3 separate regions of the Homo sapiens genome follow, and all the other regions are linked to region 1. The links are chromatin loops, found by intact Hi-C in ENCODE. Cell type or tissue: MCF 10A. All regions are shown on one strand. Each heading gives the region's core, and the rest is flanking DNA. Links, peaks and the distances in the headings are about the cores only. Region 1 has its middle 27 kb from the start of MARCO. Region 2 overlaps MARCO (macrophage receptor with collagenous structure). Region 3 has its middle 66 kb from the start of MARCO.

Region 1 (6,739 bases), core at 683-5,682:
CTAGATTCTTGTCTCTAGCAAGATTACAACTTCCTTGAGTAGGAACAATGTTGTTAGTTTTTCTAACAACAACAAATGCTGAGGATGGTGCTATTCATTGACTCATGCATGTATGATCAGAGCACCACAGGGCTGATGTCTGGATATGGATTAGTGACCAGGATTATTATGTATCACGGGTGCTAGTCAAGGATGCTGGTCAGAGATGTAAGGAAGGGGCTTTCCTAAACAGGCTAGACACATGAGAGTCTCTGACCCTTCCCTAACCACCAGCCTTCACCATTAACTATTTCTCTTTCAGTCTCTTTCTCTTTCAACTTGTTCCACATAATATTTGAGGTTTCATACAGATACACAGAAAATTGAACAACATTAAAAAATTGACAAAACGAGAATATCAGATTATCATTCTAAAAGGAACTCCCGGTCAGCATCACAAAAATTATTAACATTGTACTTGAGGCAGAGCATCTAGGACCGTCCCTAGTTCCTGGCGCCTCTGGCGGCCTCGCCTTTGCTCAGGGCACCAAACAGAACATGTGGGAGGTGGGACCCAGTGGAAGTGGCACAGGATGCCCATGTGTACAGGGCACATGATGAAGGTGCCACAATGTTCCTGGGCATGGAAACCAAAGCCACTCTCAGGGAATAGAAGAATACGTGCCCTTCTGAATGGAAGTAGATTTAAAAGGCACCCTCCTTCTTCTAAGCTCTGTCACCATATTCAATGGCACGTCACATCATGATGGGATTTGTAGCTTGAAGCCAGTGATGCCACCAAATTGCTGTGTGACCTTAGTAAGTTATATCACCTCACTGAATCCCAGCTTTTTCATCTGTAAAATGGGGATAAGACCAGTTGTCTTGCAGGGTTTTGTAAAGAATTCCTGTCAGTCTCTGAGTGACTTGCCTGATTTTCCTCCTCAGTCTGGGAACTGCAAAATGTTATTGAACTGAACCTGGGTCGGCTCACCCAGCACAGCAAAGCCAAACGCTGACACTGAGATTTGCAGGGAGAGAAAGAAAGCATTTATTGCAGGGCACCAAGCAAGGGAAATTCAACAGCTAACACTTAAGACCTGAGCTTCTCGATGGCTTACAAAAAAGGGCTTTCAAGGGCAGGGATACATTTCAGAAAGCAGAAGTTACAGGCAAAATCATAAATCAATACATGTAAGTTATTGGTTTGGCCCAAAAAGGTGAGCTATCTTTCTTTCTTTTTCTTTCTTTCTTCCTTTCTTTCTTTCTTTCTTTCTTTCTTTCTTTCTTTCTTTCTTTCTTTCTTTTCTGAGATGGAGTCTCTCTCTGTCACCCAGGCTTGAGTGCAGTGGCACAATCTTGGCTCACTGCAACCTCTGCCTCCCAGGTTCAAGTGATTCTCCCACCTCAGCCTCCTGAGTAGCTGGAACTACAGGCCCTCACTGCCACACCTGGCTAATTTTTGTATTTTTAATAGAGACAGGGTTTCACCATGTTGGCCAGGCTGGTCTCGAACTCCTGACCTCAGGTGATCCACCCACCTCGGCCTCCCAAAGTGCTGGGATTACAGGCATAAACCAGCACATCCGGCCTGGAATATCTTCAAGTAGGGCTTATAGGTCATGAGTAAATTCAGAGATTCATTGAATTGCAGTTGGTTAAGGGAGCAAGAGTTTATCTGAAAGCTTGGGGTCAGTAGAAAGGAATGTTAAGGCTTGGCCTTAACATAGGTTAGTTAGGATAAAGAAACCCATAAATTATCACGTGCTATGCCAGAGTCAGGTCATGCAAGCAAGCTGCAATATACTGGACCAGAGTGACCAGCTTAGCAAGATTGATGGCCTGTAGGCTTGACTCTCTCTGTGTCTCTCAGGAAGAAATTTAGAACAAAAAACAGTGGTCAGAGTTCAGTCCTCAGCTCCCCCTTATCTGATGTCTGTGTGACAGCAGTTGGCAATTTTCATCTAGCGGGAGTCCTGGTTTCTAAAAGAAAACTCAAGAACATATGCTAAGGTGTTATCTTTTTGTTTCTATGGGGAAGCAAATATCTCATGACTCAGGCTTACTTGGGTGGCTATTGTTTAAGCTACTACTACTCTCTTCTTTCTTATTGTGTTGTTCATTTTCTTCTCAAGGCTAGCTAGATGCCTGGAATTTCCCTTGAAGGGATTCAATATGTTTTCTTTATTTCCGTACATGAGGGGTGGGGTGGGGAGAATGGCAGGTGCCTAAGAGGGGTCCCTGCTTCTTCTTAAAAGGATTGTAGCTATGCATTGCCCACAGGACTGGGCTGTCCCATGAGCAGAGTGAAAGTCATTTCCCCATACTGGTCAGGGAGCTTTCTAAGGGAAGTGGTGACATTTTGAGAGTTCCAAACAATAAGTAGCTACTGTTATTTTTATCATTGTTGCAATCATCTTGTTTCCATCTGAGGGAAAAGCCAGGAGGAAGCTGAATAGGGGAAGTTCTGGGGCTCTTGGAACATTTGTTGTGCATGCAACAATTCCCAACTGGTAGTGTCTGTCCCTGCCTCCCTAAGTCCCAGGACATGTCTGATGCATTCCCATGAGACTTACAGGAGATGATTAATCTGTGATTGCTGATGTAGGGCTGAGGAATTTGGGTCTTGACTCTCCCTTCTGGGAACTGAGGGAGACACTCCCTCAGAGATCTAGAAATAGTGATGACATGATTTATCATCAAAACAGGGTCACTCTTGAGAGTAAAAGAGGACACTATTAATCATCACACTGGAACAACAGGCACAATGACAGGTATAAACTGGGACTGTCCTTTCTACAAAGCATGTGAAATCTACTTCTCAGGGCCACCTCTTCAGCCGTCTCTCAGCTCCTGTTCAGTTCATCTCCCATTTTCTTCAACACAAGTTTGCTAAAGTCTGGGGAGGAGCTGAACAGTGGTCAGAGGGGCAGGACTCAATAAGGCCATCCCTAAGGCCCTTATGGGCACAATCAGGAAGCCCTCAGATCCTGCACCTGCTGGGGAAAGTGTATTCCCAGCCTTTGCAGAACCCCTAGTCTGATAGGAGAGCCACGGGCCTTAACCTTGGTGAGTGCCTAGTCCGATGGGGGCAATGCAGACCCTTCTCTTGGGGAGCTCACACAGTACTGTGAGCGTGCCTGGACATTCTCACATCCTCAATCCCTTAAGCCTTTTTTCTGGGGAATAACCACTGCCATCAGTTTCTTGTGTCTCTTGTGTGAGCAGGCAATGCAAATTAGACATTTATTTTTTTGTATCATCTGCTGCAGTGTGATCAGCTGCTGGCCCGGAGCACCTGCACTGGTATCCACTGAGATGTGACTGGTCCCACGAAGTGCTGGCAGCCTCTGTCGTTGACCTCAGAGATTGCAAAGGCTTTCAGAATCAAGATTCTGCCCTCGGTGGCCTTTTATTCTAAGTCCAAGCTTCTCCTAGTGCTTCGGTCTAGTCCCCTGGTGCATTCATAGCTCCTTGGTGCCCCAGAACTCCCAGTGCCTTTGCCACATCTTATTGAGATATGCCCTCAGGTCCACCTGCCTCTCCTATGTGGCCCCCTTTTGCTGCTTAACCAGGTGAGCCATGACATTAAGCTGAAGGCTCATCTCCCCGTAGTAGTTTCCTGGAAAAGCAGCACAAGAGCCCCTGCCTGGTCCAATTTCCCACATTCCTGTCTTGGTACACCGCAAGGGGAGTGCGCCTCTGAACACTCACTCTGCTCAACCACTCCCTCCTTCCAGCACCTCCTGGCTGGCTGCTCCTTTAGCACTAGGAAGGGCCACCCCTTAGTCGATCACTTTATGTCATTTTATTGTCAATAACTCTGTGGCCTGCCCTCCAAACTTTGGTTCTTGAAATATGAAAATCCAGCTTTGGGAGTTGTGAGATGCACCCACTTTCTACTTCTGGAAATGTTGAACTTTCAAGAGTGTGTGCTCATTCTGAACCTTACAAGGTCCAGAAATCAAAACGGAAAAAGACTTCCCTGTTCTAAGCCAATCCAACCTTCCCGCACCCTGATGTGACAGCAAGCACTTTGCACAAGCCCAAGGATTCCGGACTAGACTTGATGGCCCAGGGTCAGGGAAAGAAAATGGAAAAAAAGAGAGAGAATTAGAAAGACAGAAATTACATGGGGTGATACTTCAAAAACATTACTGGGTTATAATAAGGCTCCGTTGTATGAATGGATCATAATTTATTTAACTGGCTTCCTATTAAGAAACATTCAATGTTTTTCTAGTGTTTTCCTTACAAACTCTGCCTCCATGAACATCCTTGACCACATCTATAAGAATACCTATGAAATAAATGCTTATAAGAGGACTCACTGAACCAAAAGACAGCTATATTCACAGATATGGCCAAATTGTTCTTCAAAGGAAGAGATGATTTACATTGCCATCAATTTTGCATGAGAATGCCTATTCTCCTGATACTTTTGCCAGTAATATTTTTTCAAGCTTTTATTATTTTTTCCAATCTGACCGATTTAAAAAAAGAAACACTAACTTGCATTATCGTTTGTTTATAACCCACTTCCGATGCTTTAGACTCCCTGTTTATGTGCTTTGTCCGTTCTCCTTGTAGTATTTTCATTTGTTTGTGGACTCTTAACATATTAAGAACATCAGCCCTTTGTGAAATGTGTTTTAACCGTTTTTTTTTGTCTTACCCTCTTTTTTTTTGAGATGGAGTCTCGCTCTGTCACCCAGGCTGGAGTGCAGTGGTGTGATCTCAGCTCACTGCAACCTCCACCTCCTGGGTTCAAGCAATTTTCTGTCTCAGCCTCCCTAGTAGCTGGGATGACAGGCACCTGCCATAATACCCAGCTAATTTTTGTATTTTTAGTAGAGATGGGGTTTCACCATCTTGGCCAGGCTGGTCTTGAACTCCTGATCTCGTGATCCACCCGCCTCAGCCTCCCAAAGTGCTGGGATTACAGGCGTGAGCCACCGCACCTGGCGTCTTATCCTCTTAAATTAAAACTTTGCTTACAGTATGTTCTCCCCATACAGCTATCTCTCATGTAGTCAAACTGATAGCTTCTATGTTTTGGTGTTGCTTGGAAAATTCTTCCCCATTCCAGAATGCAAAAAATAAACTAAAACATACCACCTTTCCTTCAGGTATTTCCCACTTTTTATTTTAATGCTATATATCTGATTCATCAGCATTTACTTTTTTGGTAAGGAGTTCCTAACCAGTTGTCCCAACATAATTTATTAAATAATCTATCTTTTCTGGTATAAAGCCTACCTTATTCTACACCTTGAATTTTAATGTTTATTTTCATATTTGTGGATTCTCTCTTCTCTTCCATTGCTGTTACTTAGTGATAGGTAGATAAGAGAAAACTCAGTTACAGTACCTTTATAGTACTTTATAATATATTGTAAGATAGTTCCCCCTCCATAACTCTTCATTTTCACTTTCGAGGCTATTCTTGCCTTTTTTTTTTTTTTTTTTTTTTTTTTTTGCACATAAATTTCAGAAGAAAATTGTATCTAATTTTCTCCTCTCAAAAAAATTCTGTTAGTGTTTTTATTGAACTTGCATTCAATTTATAGATTCATTTAGGGACAATTGATGTTGTTATAACATTGAATATCATTATTGAAGACATTCATTCATGTCTCTTAAAAATATACTTCAGTAGAATTTACAAGTTGTTTTTTTTCACATGGAGTCTTAAGATTTTGTTCGTTTGTTTTTAGAGACAGAGTCTCACTCTGTCACCTAGGCTGGAGGGCAGTGGTGCAATCACAGCTCACCATAGACTCAAACTCCTGGAATCAAATGATGCCCCCACCTCAGCTTCCCAAGTAGCTGGGATTACTGGTGCAAGCCATCATGCCCAGCTAATTTTAAAAAATTATTTGTTAGAAATGGGCTCTCACTACGTTGCTCAAGCTGGCCTTGAACTACTGACCGCAAACAATCCTCCCACCTTGGCTGCCCAAAGTGCTGAGATTACAGGCATGAGCCACCATGTTGGGCTGAGTCTTAACACATTTTCGTTACATTTATTTCCAGGTATTTCATCTCTTTGCAGTCTTAATGAGGTATTTTCTTATGTGTATTATCTATCCTAATTGATAGTTGTTTCTATAAAGAAAGCTACAGTTGCATATTAATTTTGCTACCAGCCATCTTACAGGATTTTCTTTATGTTTTTATTATTATTTCAGTTGATTCTTTTGAGCTTTCCAGGTAAGTAATCACAAATCTGCAAATAATGGTAATTTCTATAAAATTGTTAATCATTTTACATATAAGATATCACTAAAATCATCCCCTTCTCTGCCCCTAAATGCACCTGAAATAGCCATTGAGATGGCTTTCTCAACATCCCTTCACTCTTCCCTCAATTGACCCTTCAGCGTCCCCACCTTGCCTGCATTGTCCATGTGCTTTGGGAAAAGCTGCTTTCCCTTGCTTCTGGCAGTGAGGCATGTGGCTCACACCTACAGTAACCATGACAATCCTTCTACCACCCCTGGCCACAGATAAACACTCAGAGTTGGACATGTGGTCCAAGTTGGAGTGTGATGGGGGCTTCTGGATACGAGTCCATCACTCTTTCTAGGCAGTGAGGAGGCATTAGCAACCTTCAACTCCCAAAAGAACCCAAATCAGGATATAGCTGGCAGCAGAAAGATTGAACAATTGGTGGCATCATTGAGCTACTGAACTAAACCAACCCTATAGGCCATCCTCACTTTGAACTTACAACTAAAGCACCAATGGCTCCCCTGTT
Region 2 (6,739 bases), core at 1,058-6,057, 59 kb after region 1:
ATGTGGGGACTTTGTGGGGAGGAGGACACCCGGACCTGCTGGGGGAAAGGTGGTGACTTGGGTGGTAGGGCTGCAGGCTGGGGAAAATTGAGCCAAGGGTTAAAACCCCAAGGGTGCCCCTTCCCTCGGTGCTCTCAGGGCCTTGCAGCTGCACCCTCTCCTCTCTCAGCCTGCCCCAAAATGGGAAGAGCCTCGCCCTCAGACAGTTTCAGCAAAACCAGCTGCTAGGTGTGGCTCAACTGTTGTAGGGTTTACCCCGTGACACAGAGCTCCAGCCCCAGCAGGGTTCCTTGCTCTGGGCCCTGTGTGAGCTGAGGCTTAGGAGGGTGATCCCATGGCTAGGTCCTGTGACCAAGGGGTACGCCCAGCACGGGACCCAGGAGGCCAATCCCTCCAGAGGCTGTGGCCTCCCCAGGGAGAAAAGACGAAGGCTGAGTGGGGGTGTGAGGAGGGGCGATAGCTGTGGGCAGATGGAAGGAGTCCACGTTCAGACACAGACACCATGGGAGTGTCTCTTCCTTCCTTGAAATGTGAAGGAGCTCATTTTGACCAATACGAAGGGGTTCTACCTCCTCAGGCTGGTTTGAAGCAACCTCCTTTCCCCACCTCCAAGACTCCCAGGGATCTACAGGTCTCGGGGTGCAGTCCGCTAGTTGCAGCTGAGCATCTGGCTCTTTCCAAGGACTCTTTCCCAAAAAACAGCCAGGTGCTTGGCTCCTGTTGTCCAAACCCCCACAGTCTGATGGGAGCCCCACACAGGAGGGCTTACCCTCCCACTGCAGAACCTGGGCACTCTCAGTTGGGGCTTGGGCCAAGGGTACCCCACAGCTCAGCTGCAGCTCACTCTCCTTCCCTTGCAGGGATGTTCAGAATCAAAGGTGAACAAGGCGCCCCAGGTAGGTTCATTTCCACTCACACCCACCCTGCTCTTTCCCCAAAACCTCCCCAAAAGGGCCCCTTGGCCTGTGCCATTCTGGGTCTGGACAGCTGACCCTAGCTTACCTTCCCCTGTCTCCACAGCCTCCTTTGTCTTCAGTTGGGTCTCCTCTCTGTTCCCAGAACTTAACTGGACTCCCAGACCCTGGGCTGTCATCCCCCTCCTTACTTAAAGAGGCTTCCTCTCTCCACTCCCCCATCCAAATCTAGCTACCTTCCCAGGCCAGACCAGGCATCATCTGGCTGCCAGGGCAGCCTCTCTCCTGGTTTCCTGTAAGCATTCCTTCCAGGTGACTCTTACCTACCACATACATAGCACTTCCCACCAGAGGTGCTGTGCTCATTTCCATGGTGTCTCACTCCTCTCTCCTACAGGGCAGTAATGATGGGAGGCAGGTGTCATGGAGGCGCAGGCTGTGCGGTCAGGCCGATCTGAGTTCTAATCCTGGGCCTGGGGCTTACTGGCGGTGTGACTCTGGGTCAGTTACTTAAGTTTTCTGGAGCCCCAGCCACTCACCTGTGTAGGAAGCAGTGGAGATAATCGACTCGCCTCACAGAGTTGCTGTAGGACTCAAGGGAGTGCAAAAGCTGTCTGACAATGGCATGTGCTCTCTGAGGACAAGGCTATGGTTGTTTGCCTTTTCTTCCTGCCTCAACCCACATGTGTTGTGTTACACACACGCTTCACTCACAGCCCTGTTCCATTTCATCTGCTGAGTGGTTGAAATTTCCCCCTGAGGATAAATATACATGCCATTTTTGGGACAGAATCCTTTGGTCCCATAATATTTCAAGGATGGCCCAGATCACACCATTGGCCAGGGAGGGTTTTGAGGCAGCCTTGCAAAGTGATGGAAGCAGGGACTTGGGAGACTGGTGGGCCTACAGAAAATCCTGGATCTGCCCCTGTAAACTGGGTGGCCTTGAGTAAGTCACCTAACATTTCTGAGCTCTATGTCCTCCCCCGTAAGATGGAGATATGGTAGGACTTCCTAGGATTGGTGTCAGGATAAAACAATAAATGTACACCTCTTAGTCCAGTGTCCAGCAAAGAGCAAGTACTCAATGATGTTCTTGTCTTCGTTATTATTATGACTATTATTTGCTATTGTTATATATGGTTGTTATTCTGTTATTCTTGAGAAAACTAAATGCTGCTGCTAGGAGAGCCTCCAGCCTGATGAATGCTGGCTCCTCTCCTTTAAGGAGGGGCAGTTTCAACAATTTCAATTGCTTTTGCTGACAGAATCAATGCTTAAACTTCTTCTCAACCCAATGGGTTCAGTACAACCTTCAAAATCTGCCTGTCACCCGCCCTAGGCACAGTGCTGCCCACCTCACCCCAGAGCACAGAACATGGCTTCTATGGCTCTCTCTCTCTCTGTATGAATATAGATGTGCGTACATAGAGGAAAACTCCAACTCTCTCTCTCCATGTCTCTCTCTCTGTCTCTCTGAATATAGATGTATGTACATAGAGAAAAACTCCAACTCTCTCTCTCCATGTCTCTCTCTCTGTCTCTCTGAATATAGATGTATGTACATAGAGAAAAACTCCGACTCTCTCCATGTCTCTCTCTCTGTCTCTCTGAATATAGATGTATGTACACAGAGAAAAACTCCAACTCTCTCTCTCCATGTCTCTCTCTCTGTCTCTCTGAATATAGATGTATGTACATAGAGAAAAACTCCAACTATCTCTCTCCATGTCTCCCTCTCTCTCTCTCTGAATATAGATGTATGTACATAGAGAAAATCTCCAACTCTCACTCTCCATGTCTTTCTCAGTCTCTCTCTGTCTCTGACTTCTGTCTCTCTCTCTCTCTCTCTGTCTCTTCCCACTCTTTCTTTTTGTGCCCAGAAACCAGAGACAGGAAACTTCTTCCAGCAGCTGGGGCTATAGAAGTCTCGGCTCCTCCTCGGACACCACCTGCCTCTCCAGATTCCCCGCCCATCACCCTTTCCCACCCAGGGAGGCTGTGTTCTCTCCCCTTCCCCATGGCTTGCCTTGCCTGGTCAAGACTTCCCAGAGGTTCCTTTGTTGAAAAGGCTCCAGAGACAAATAGGTGGGTGGGGGAGGAGGGCTGGGTGTGGAACCCAGAAGTCATGGTCTCACTGGAGGCAGCCTGCCGGTGGAACTGCCTTCCCACGCAGGCTGCCTGGAACACAGTCAGGGGAACTGCTCCTCAGCCAAGCTTCAGGGAAGGGGATTGCGAAACCCACTTGCCTCTCTGTTTCTCTCCCCTATCCATCCTGGACTTCTTTCCTTCCTCCCAACAAATACCTATTGAAAGTTCCATGAGGATGAGAAGTCGCATAGGCACTGGGGATCCAGACATGAAGAAGACAGACAAGGCCCTGCCCTTGTGAGCCTTCCTGTGAGCTTGCCTTGTGTGTTTTCCATGATGGTCCCCACGTGGTAATCTCAGGACATCCCTGTGTAATTAGTACACTAATTCCATCTTACTGATGAGGGAGCTGAGGCTCAAAATGATGATGTAACTTGCACAAGGTCACCCAGCTAAAGGGGCAGTGCTAACACCTGCTCCTAGGACTGTGACTCAGTGTCTCTCTTTTGCTTTCTAGGCCATGGGTTTCTTGCAGGAGGAGCTCTGTCTTCTTTCCTTCTTTCCACACAGTTGGCTCATCCCCATGCTCAGTGAACGTTTGTTGAATGAATCACCATGTAAGTGATTGCATGGCGTTGTTGCCCCATCCTGTTGACTGACTCATTAGTGTCTCTGTTCCTCTTCCTCAGGTCTTCAAGGTCACAAGGGGGCCATGGGCATGCCTGGTGCCCCTGGCCCGCCGGGACCACCTGCTGAGAAGGGAGCCAAGGGGGCTATGGGACGAGATGGAGCAACAGGTACGGGTCTTTTTCTTCTGACCCTTAATCATTTTCCTCCTCCTTCTCTGGCTTCACTCTGAATTCCCTTTCCCTTCCAGGCCCCTCGGGACCCCAAGGCCCACCGGGAGTCAAGGGAGAGGCGGGTGAGTAGGTGCTGGGTATGTACCCAGAAATACACAGCAAGTTTCTCAGAGTGACTGCTGTGGGCTGCAGACGCAGCCTCCCTCCAGAGTCTGGACCTCTGAGGGGTCTGTAGGTGAACGGAGGCCTGGTGGGAGACCCCAGAGGGGATGAGAGGCTGGGAAGCACCCTTTCTGGTGGCCAGAGTAGGGCTGGGCAGCCGCCCTCAGGGGCAGGTATGGCTAGATGGCCTTCATCCTAGATGGGGCTGGGGGGTGTGACTCCTACCCCCTCCTCTGTGTGAGAATGTAAGTCTGCCAGTGCCACTTTGGAAAGTTGGCCTCCTTGGTCCAACAAGGACTCTGGTGTCAGGCACATGCACCTCCACCTTGGACTAGCTCTGTGCCCTTGGGAATGTTTCCTGATGTTCCCAAAGAAACCGAGCCTCAGTTTCTTTTTCTGTGATTGGGGATGAGAGGGCTGCAGAGGGCTGCCAGGGGGATTAGAGACAATGACACAAAGCTCATGATCGTTGCTTGGAAAGTATTAGTTTCCATTTTTTTAGACTGTTGCCTAATTCTGCCCAGCCATCTTATTAATATAAATGGGTTCACGGGGCCCGGTCAGAGAATGGGGGGCCCAGAGCTGTCCCTCCCCAGGGACAAACCCAAACATCAGTTTTCCATTCCACTCTGCTCCCATCCACCCTTAATTTAGAAACTCCAACTTGCAAATTCCGCAAGGGGTTGAGGCTGCTGGGATGTGAAGATGCGAAGACATTAAGACCTTTACTAGACAAAGGGCAGATGAGAGGATTTACAAGGGAGTGGGGAGTAAACAAAGCAGGTCTCTAAGCCGCCAGGCTGCTGAGGCAGAAAGAAAACACCACCAGTTACAAGAAAGGAAACTTGTTAGGAGGTAGAATCCTCCAGAAATTGATTTTGGGAAGGAATTTAATAGAAGGGACCCCAAAGAGCCTATTGATCTGTGTCCAGCAGGGGGTTTTCTGAGGAGGGTTTAAGCGGGGAGGATAGGCAGACCAGAAGAAGGAAGGTTTATGGTGCAGTCAGAGGTGTGCACATGCATTCACACCACACACACTCACACTCATGTCTGAGGGCACATCTGTGCACATACTTGCATTCTCACACTCACTCACGCACCAATGTAATCACACTCATGCACACACATGCACTCACATACACACATATACTCATGCACATATATGCACTCACATACACGCATATACTCATGCACACCCGTGTCTGAGCACACATCTATGTACATATTTGCATTCTTACACTTGCACAAGTACAATCACACTTGTGCACATATGCATATGCTCACACACATTTGCAGACATTCGCACCCCCCATGCACACACACTCACACTCAGCCTGTGGGGGCTTGAGCAGAGCAGGCTCACTCAGAGGGGAGTGGGTCTCCCTCCATCCTCTTTCCTCCGAGAGAGAGGGACTCAGGCTAGGTGACTGAAACTCACCAGAGTGGAGCCACTGAGGCTGGCTTGAAGGGAAAAGCCAGAAGCCTGAGGAGCACAGTCATTTCCTTCAAGAAGGAATAGAGCTGGAGCCTCCCCTTCTCTTTAGGACTCTGACAGGTAGGCACATCACACAGCCTTGACAGAGGGCTCAGAGCAGGACTGTGCAACCACTAGCACTAAAACCAGGCAACCCCTTTTTCAGCCCAAATCATCTGGAACCCACATACATGAAACAGATCCACAAAGTAGGCTGTTGTGGTTCCATAGAGAGTGTGGAGTCCAGAGCCCATCTGCACTTTCTGCTTGGGCCCCACTGGCATCCTCAGGAAAAGCTTGTGTAATTCAGCAACTCACTTAGAGCCTCTCTATATACACCCACCTCCTCTCACTCCTCTCCTTCCCATCCTTTTCCACTTTGCCTCCTGGATCCCTCAATTTCCCCTCATAGTCTCACCATTTCTCTCCTCAACAGATCCCTCCCTGCCCCTGCCCCTGCCCCAGGAACACCCAGCACCTCCAGTCTGTACTCCATATGCTAGCCTTGGATACCTGGGCCATGTGGGTGGGAATCACCGTTTCTCAATTCCAATTTTGTCTTAGAACACTAATTATGCATCTGCTGAGGACAGGTAGTCATTAGCAGCCCCATTTTACAGATGAGAAAATTCAGATGCAGAATACTTAAGTGACTTTTCCAAAGTTATCAGCCTGGGGAGTGACAGAGCTACAATTCAAACACACTTGCCTGACTCTAAAGCCTTTCCTGCACTGCCATGCAGGACATATTCCTAGGTGCTGTTCTGGACCTTTGGGAAGAGAGCTGTCTTAGCCTGTTTTGTGTCACTACTACAGAATACCTGAGACTGGGTAATTTACACAGAATAGAGGTTTACTTAGCTCATGATTCTGCAGGCTGGGAAGTTCAAGATTGGGCAGCTATCTCTGGCAGCTTCTGGTGAGGGCCTTGTGTTGAGTCAAAATGTGGTGGAGAAATGGAACTAGCTCTCTTGGTAACTAATCTAGTCTCACAAGAGCAGGAACTCACTCCATCTTGCCAGATGGGATTAATCTCTTCATAAGAGATCTGTCTTTGTGACCCAAACACCTCCCCACTAGGACCTGCTGCATTAAGGACCAGGCTTCCAATGCATGAACTTTTGAGGGACACTTTCATGCCATAGCAAGAGCAAACACTGCCTGGAACTGCCAGGGACTCTGCTGGTTGTGTTTGTGCAATCATATGTGTGTGATTGTGTGTGTGCATGTGTGTGAAAAAGAGAGAGAGAGAGAGAGTGAGAGTGAGAGAGAGAGAAAGATCTCCTTCTGGGAACCTT
Region 3 (6,739 bases), core at 933-5,932, 93 kb after region 1:
GGTTACATAATGTTTGGAGTGGTGCACCTGCACTCCAAACCCACTGAGTCATGCTGCACCGGCAGGCTGCCTTGGCCTATTCCTGACTAAAGTGCAGGCATTTCCCTTACACTAGGGCATCACATAATATAAATAATATTATTCCCATTTTATAAATGAGCAAACCCAGCCTCAGAGTGGGGAAGCAATGCAGTATGCTGGCTGTGCTTTGCCCAGCTTATATTCATGGCACTAACAATGTAACTGCAGCTCCTTTCCCCAGAAGCAAGGTCTGCTTCCCACACCTTGACTCTGGGCTTGTCTCAAGACTTGCTTTGGCTAACAGAAAGTGGCAGAAGTGCTGGGAAGCAGTTCCAAGCCTGGGCCTCAAGGGACCTTGCACTCGCTTGCTGTCTCTTGGAATCCAAGCTACGTTATGAAAACAAGACTGGCTGGCCCATTAGCGGGGGAGTGAGCAGGTGGAGGGGGCCCAGTTGCCCCAGCTGAGGTCATTGTTCATCAGCCGGCTTACAGCTAACCACAGCTGTATTAGTAAGCCCAGCCGAGCTGGTCAAGCCCAGCCCACAGCAGAAGAACTACCTGCCCAACCAACCCACAAACTCTTGAGAAATCACAAATGGCTGTGGCTTACCACCACTAGGTTTGGGGGTGGCTTGTTATGCAGCAACTGATAAAAATTAGTTTACAGAGGACACACAGCTAGGAAGGGCAGAGCTGGGATTCAAACCCAGGTCTGTCTGGCACCAATAAGATTGAGAGAAAGGAGGGTTGCTGCTGCCGGCATCTCTGCCAGGTGACTCCTCCCATAAGCTCTCAGGCTGTGCTAAGCTGAAGAGATTTCTCTTGCAGATCCACAGGGGCTGCCGCATGCACATGACTGCTGTGTGTCAGGACACTGGTTTTGTGGGTGATGAGCAACTGGGTAAAATCAGCACTACAGCGTCATCTGGGGCCACTGAATGTGAGGCATGGCCTCCACATGACTCTGTGGCAGGAGACGTGGCTGCACTGTCCACTTGAAATGTGTTTTCCCTCCTATGCTCCATTCCTGGCTGCGGCCTGCAGCTCTGGGCAGACTGGCTGGGCAGGACAGAGATGGTAGGCCTCTCAAAAAAAACCCTGTGCACAAGCCCTCCTGCCACTCCCCCACCTAGCAGGGCACCCCGCAGGGCACTTCCCAGCAGCAGATCATAGTGGTGTGGCTGAGAACAAAAGTTCTGGACTCCAATGGCACAGGTTAGGGTCCCAGTGCTGCTGTGCAATGGCTCTGTCACCTGCACAAGAAAGGCATCAAGCCTCTCCAGGCCCAGTTTCCGTCCCTGTAAAATAAATAGTAACAGTTTCTTCCTCGTAGAGTTCTTGTGAGGATTCATTGAAATAATAAGCAAAAAGACAGCATTTAAAATGGTGTCTGGCACACAGTGGGCACTCAGCCTTTGTTGTAGTCATCCTTTAAGGCCCTTCCCAGCTCACCCCACCCCAACATTGGCCCCACTGAGCCCTCTGCACATGGCGGATGGGTCTTCTCAGGCCCTCCCATCAGCACCAGGCTTGGGAGGTCTAGGATAGTGAGTCTGTGGCTCCTCCAGAAGCCGACAGTGATGAAGTGAGGAGTGCAAGAGAAATATTGGGGGTAGCATCTGTGAAAGGGAAAACATGGAGGGAGCAGGATGAGCAGGAGAACCTCAGACTGTAATGCAGACATGCCCCCGACTTGGCCACATTGACAAGGAGACCCAGAGCAAGGATGGCCTCTCAGAGGGGTCCTCGGTGGGCAGGAGTTGCAGATCCTAGTGCCCTGCCCTGCCCTGCTTTGTCCCTGGCCGGGTGCTGCCCCAAATGCACAGCCTTGACTAAGGAGTGGAAGGGAGTCCTGAAGGTGCCGCCGAAAGGCTGGAGGCTCCCATGCTCTCTGTGGCCCGATGGCAGGTTCTCTCTAGAGGCCAGAGATTCAGAAGCACTAGAGAGATTCAGAGAATCCCTGGCTGCTAGGTGGTTTGCTGAAAAGAGAGTGGGAGTTGAGATCAGATTCGGATCCCAGCACTAATGACCAGCTGTGTGGCTTTGAGGATGCCACAAAGCCTCTCTGAATTTCTGTTTGTCATCTGTAAGGTGGGAATAATGATAATGAAAATACTGCCATCTGGAGTGACTGCTGTGCTCTTGGCACATACTGGGGACTGAATAACCGTAGCTTGATTAGAATAGCTTCTGATACCAAGCCTCATTCTTACCACGTCTCCACCCAGCATATCTTCCCTTCTTCCTTCCACTACTCCAGAATTCTCCACACTCTTTAAGTCCCAGGACAAATTGTGCCTCCTTTAGAAAATCTTTTTGATTGCTCTCACTTCAGATAAATATTTCGTTTCTCTTTATCCATATAGCCCACCCATGTAAAGAAGGAAAGTTCAGTGAGAATCTAAGACTTACTTACTATGTGGTTTGTAGCATGCTAGATGCTAGATGCATTGTATTTTTGCACTGAATACCCATGATCGTTTATATTCCTCTCAGCAACATTGAATGAAAAATTCCATTATTATCTCCATTTCACAAATGTAAAAACTGAGGCTGAGAGAAATAAAATGATTTTCCTTTGGTCTTTAAAACTCATCTTCTGGTCTTTCAGTTTTAAATACATTTTTGCTTGCACCACGCTAGATTCAAGAGGCATTCAGAAAACATGCATTGTTGCAAAATGAATCAGACAGTATATAGGAATCTTTATTATTAAAATTGTACACAAATAGCACTCACCTGATGGGGTTGTTGTAAGTCTGTGGGATTAGCCAGGTGATAAAGCCGACTTCAAGGAATTTGTTTAAACACTCTTCAGTTCCCCTTTGTGGCAGGGTAATCAGAAGTGAATAAGGCCAAGTCCTAGGAATATAAACCAAAAACTCACAAAAAGAGAGACTATAGGCTAGTAAACATATTTTTAAATGTTTATCCTCACTTATAATAAAAGAAATGCAAAAAAAAAGAGAACACTTATTTGCATGTTAAATTGGCAATTTAAAAAAAATCCTTGATGTTGATGAGACAGGAAGAAAACAGGCCCCAGTATCCACTGGAAATAGAAATAGAGATGGATTTTCAGTGAGGGAAAGGGGCAATATGGCAAGATGGAACCCAAGCTTTTTGAAACAAACAAAAAAAACTAATTGAAATGCCCACTGTATTGGTCAGCTATTGCTGTGTAACGAATCAAACTCAGATGGTAGGTTACAACAATTATTTATGCTCACCCACACATCTTTGGATCAGCTGGGGATTGGCTATCTAAGCTAGACTCCACTAAGCAGCTCTGCCTCAAGCCACAGGACCAGCTGGATTTGGCTCCTTGCTGTGGCTCAGGCTCAGGTCTGCTCCATCTGTCTTCTCTCTGGAGCTCTTCTGGTGAAAGTAGTGGATACAAAGGCAAGCAGGAAGACATTGATTTCTCCTAAGGCCTGGGCTCAGAAGTGGCACATTTCCCTGGTCAAAGCAAGTCACATGGTCAAGTCCAAAGTCAGAGCAGGGAAGTTCACTCCATCTAGAGTTGAAGGATGGTAAAACCACACGGAAAAGGGAGTGGACAGGAGGGGTACAGAACCAGGCTAATGAGACAATCTGCCAACCACAGAAGTACATGTGAGCTCCTCGGAGTATTGTGAAGAGCACTGTGGAGTCACACAAATGTGCCTTTAACTTATGTAAATTCTACTACCTGTGTTCAGAAACATGTAAAGAAAGCAGCCATTTAAGCAGTAGTCTAAAGTGCTATTTCATATGTATCTTCTTTATTATAGGCTACACATTATACCTTTACACATATACTTTAGTATACATGGTGTGTATATGAAACAAAGAACACTGTACTTTATGGATGACTTAAGAGGTTTTCCAAGGAATTTCACTTTATTTGACTATATGCGTGAGCTGAGATTTGCTTCTATTCTAGAGAAGAATTAGAAATAGCCAATGACTGACAGTAGAGGTTTGGTTAACTAAATGATAGTACGTTAAATGTAATTACAGACTCTTAACTATTATAAACCATATTACAGAGGATGCTTAGGAATATGGGGAAGTATTCGTGATATATTTAAGGAAAAAAGTTGTAAAACAATATGTACAGAAGGACTACAATGAAATAAGAACAGTTTCCTCCTTCTCCTTCACCGTCTCCACTCCAGATTCAATCCAGCACCAAAGACCTGTGAGTCTCCCTCGATGTTTCTTGGGTCTGTCCTCTTATCTCCCACCCCCAGCCACTCCACACCTACCCCTTCCATGCCCAAGCCACACCATTCGTGACCTAGAAGACTGCAATAGCCTCTGAACTGGTCTCTTTCCCTTCAATCATGCTCCCTTCTATCCATTAGACCAAAAGAGCCAGAAGGACCTCAGATCTAGTCACTTCCCTTGTTTAAAACACTTCCAAGACCACCTGCTGCCATTACAAGGAAGTCCCCACTCCCAGCCACAGTGGAAGAGGTCCTCGGTCATCTGGCCCTGATGACCTCTCAGCTTTCAGATCACCACTTTCCACCTACCCAGAATTTACTCTCCAGCCTGAGGTCAACCTTAGTGTAAGTACCCAGAGTGCCTGTGGTCATTCATCTCTCCCTCCACCCTTTTTGTCCTGAGGCTCAAACACCTGGATTCTGCTTACGTGATGGTACTCAGCGAGGTCTGGAACTGCTGTTTCTCTCTGCTCTGAGGCAGGGGCCATATCTACCTTGCTACAACCCCATTGTTGAGTGCGGTGCATGGCACACAGCGTGTGTATATATATTTAATAAATGAACTGTTTAAAAAATGTACACGCTGAGGGGAAAATTACAAAGAAATGGAGGAAAACACACCAAAATGTTTCTCTTTGGTAGAAGGATTATGATTGATTTTAATTTTATTTTTTATACTTTTCCATGGCTTGAGGGTTGTCTACCATGAGTGTAAGTTTATAAACAGAGAAAAATTGCCAGTTGAAGCCAACAATAAAAGTGCAATATGCATCATCGAAGAACCCAGAAACCTCCTCCTCCTGAGTTCAGGCTTTCGGTCTTGGTCGTCGTGGGTCTGCTGTGTGTCACTGGTGGGCGGGCCCATTCTAGGACAGGAGGTACAGTGTCCAGAGAACATGGATGCTGGGCGGGCTGAGAAGAGAAATGGGACTGAAGATTGGGGGAGAGAGAGATGGGGTGCAGGAGAGAACTTGATGTTTTAGAGCAAAATATAATACATCCTGTTTGTATGCTGATGGGAATGACCCAGTAGAGAGGGAGAAATCAATAATTCAAGAGAGAGGGCATAATTTCAGGAGCAGAGTTGTTATGAGGACGAGGGGGCAAAGGATCCTGAGCAATCGGTGGGAACAGGAATAGTTTTTCTAGTACAGCAGTAAGGAAGGCAAAGCTATGAATAAAGATGCAGTCACCAGTGGATCTGGTGGTGGGAAGATGAGGGATGAAGGAATTCTCATCTGAAAATTGCTTCTATTTTCTTAGAGGGCATGAGCCAAGGTCAGCAGCTGAGTGGATGGGGAGGAACAGGTGCTGGCGGGTTGTCAAGGGAAAAGGATCCAACTCTAGAGTGGGGAGGGTGTGCTGCCGCCTTTCCTGGAAGTGTTGGGGATCGTCAGGAGGCTATCGTTTGAGGGCTCACCCTGTGCCAGGCACACGCTTTCTCATGTAATCTGTAGAGCAACCTGCAAGGTAGATACTACAAGGACCATCTACGGATGAGGAGCTGTGTGTTCACAGTTACACAGCTGGTAGGAGGCCGAGGCAGGATTTGAACACAGGTGTGTGTAGAGCTGAGTGGTCCTCCACTCATCCTGCTGAAGACACCTGCGCAGCACCTTCACGTGCTTCCTCTCCTTCCTACCCAGCTGGGCACCAAGTCTTGCCGTGGCTAGCCTCCTGGTTAAGTCCCATTTCCTGAGAATGGCAAATTTGGGAGCTCTAATACATTGATGGCTACTGATAGTTTAATGTCCTAACCCAAGGGTTCTTCACTGCTTCATCCTGTGCCGCACCTCTGTTTTCCTTTGTACCGGTCACAACCGTGTCCCCAACCTCACTATCTCACGCTTGCATCTTCCCCACCGCAACTTAGCAGATATTGACACATGCCTACTCTCCATGAGGCACTGTGCTGAACACTGCTGATAGGAAGATCAGAGACCCAGTTCCTGCACCAAGGCTAGGATCCACAGAAAACCACGAGGAAATGTGATTTCAAAACAGTGATGAGTTAGGGTGGCCCAGGACGGTGAGGGCCAGCAGGGCCTCTGATGTGAACTCCTACCAGGCCCAGGGCCAGAGTGGGATTCCTTCCTGCACCCCGCTCCCGAACTCCATATAGTACAACCTTAATGAACACGGACAAAATTGCTTTGTCTCCTCAAAATAGCATTAAAGATAACACACGAAATTTGCAGGTCTGTTCAAATGCATGTTAAAACAGTATTTTCCTGGATTTTCTGATTGCAGTGCTTGGATCAGCTGATGAGAGCTTTTCTCCACATCTCCACACCTTTTGGCGGGGCTTGGGAAGAACGTAGCAGGTGCTCCATGGCACACAGAAGGTGCTTGGTACACACGGATGCTTGGCCCCCGAGGAACCTGGCAAACCCTGGGCGGATGACTGGCTGTTGCAAGTAGTGGCAGGGCTGGAAACTGAGGAACAGCCTGGGGAAGGGGGAGTTTCACGTCGCTGGGCTCCACAAACATGACCTGGGGCTGCTCCA

The links. Peaks named below come from ENCODE experiments on the same cell type or tissue, not always from the same donor. Only the 100,000 strongest peaks of a DNase experiment are listed, where the experiment ranks them.
Region 2: it touches region 1 in a loop (9-fold over the local background); 5 of 110 quality-filtered maps call a loop at or near these places.
Region 3: it touches region 1 in a loop (2.8-fold over the local background); 3 of 110 quality-filtered maps call a loop at or near these places.

What each region holds. Positions count from the first base shown.
Region 1 is chr2:118,911,562-118,918,300 of GRCh38, forward strand. No RefSeq gene overlaps it. Among named protein-coding and RNA genes, the nearest start is that of MARCO, 27 kb to the right of the region's middle. RefSeq lists an enhancer at 2,033-3,232. In MCF 10A, for the core only: no CTCF peak of the experiment used is centred there; a DNase peak (open chromatin) is centred at 2,570.
Region 2 is chr2:118,970,639-118,977,377 of GRCh38, forward strand. MARCO (macrophage receptor with collagenous structure) reads left to right here. Exons shown (of 17, transcript NM_006770.4): 4 at 861-896; 5 at 3,695-3,802; 6 at 3,883-3,927. Among named protein-coding and RNA genes, the nearest start is that of MARCO, 32 kb to the left of the region's middle. In MCF 10A, for the core only: no CTCF peak of the experiment used is centred there; DNase peaks (open chromatin) are centred at 1,243, 3,093 and 3,593.
Region 3 is chr2:119,004,786-119,011,524 of GRCh38, forward strand. No RefSeq gene overlaps it. Among named protein-coding and RNA genes, the nearest start is that of MARCO, 66 kb to the left of the region's middle. In MCF 10A, for the core only: a CTCF peak has its summit at 3,539; a DNase peak (open chromatin) is centred at 3,526.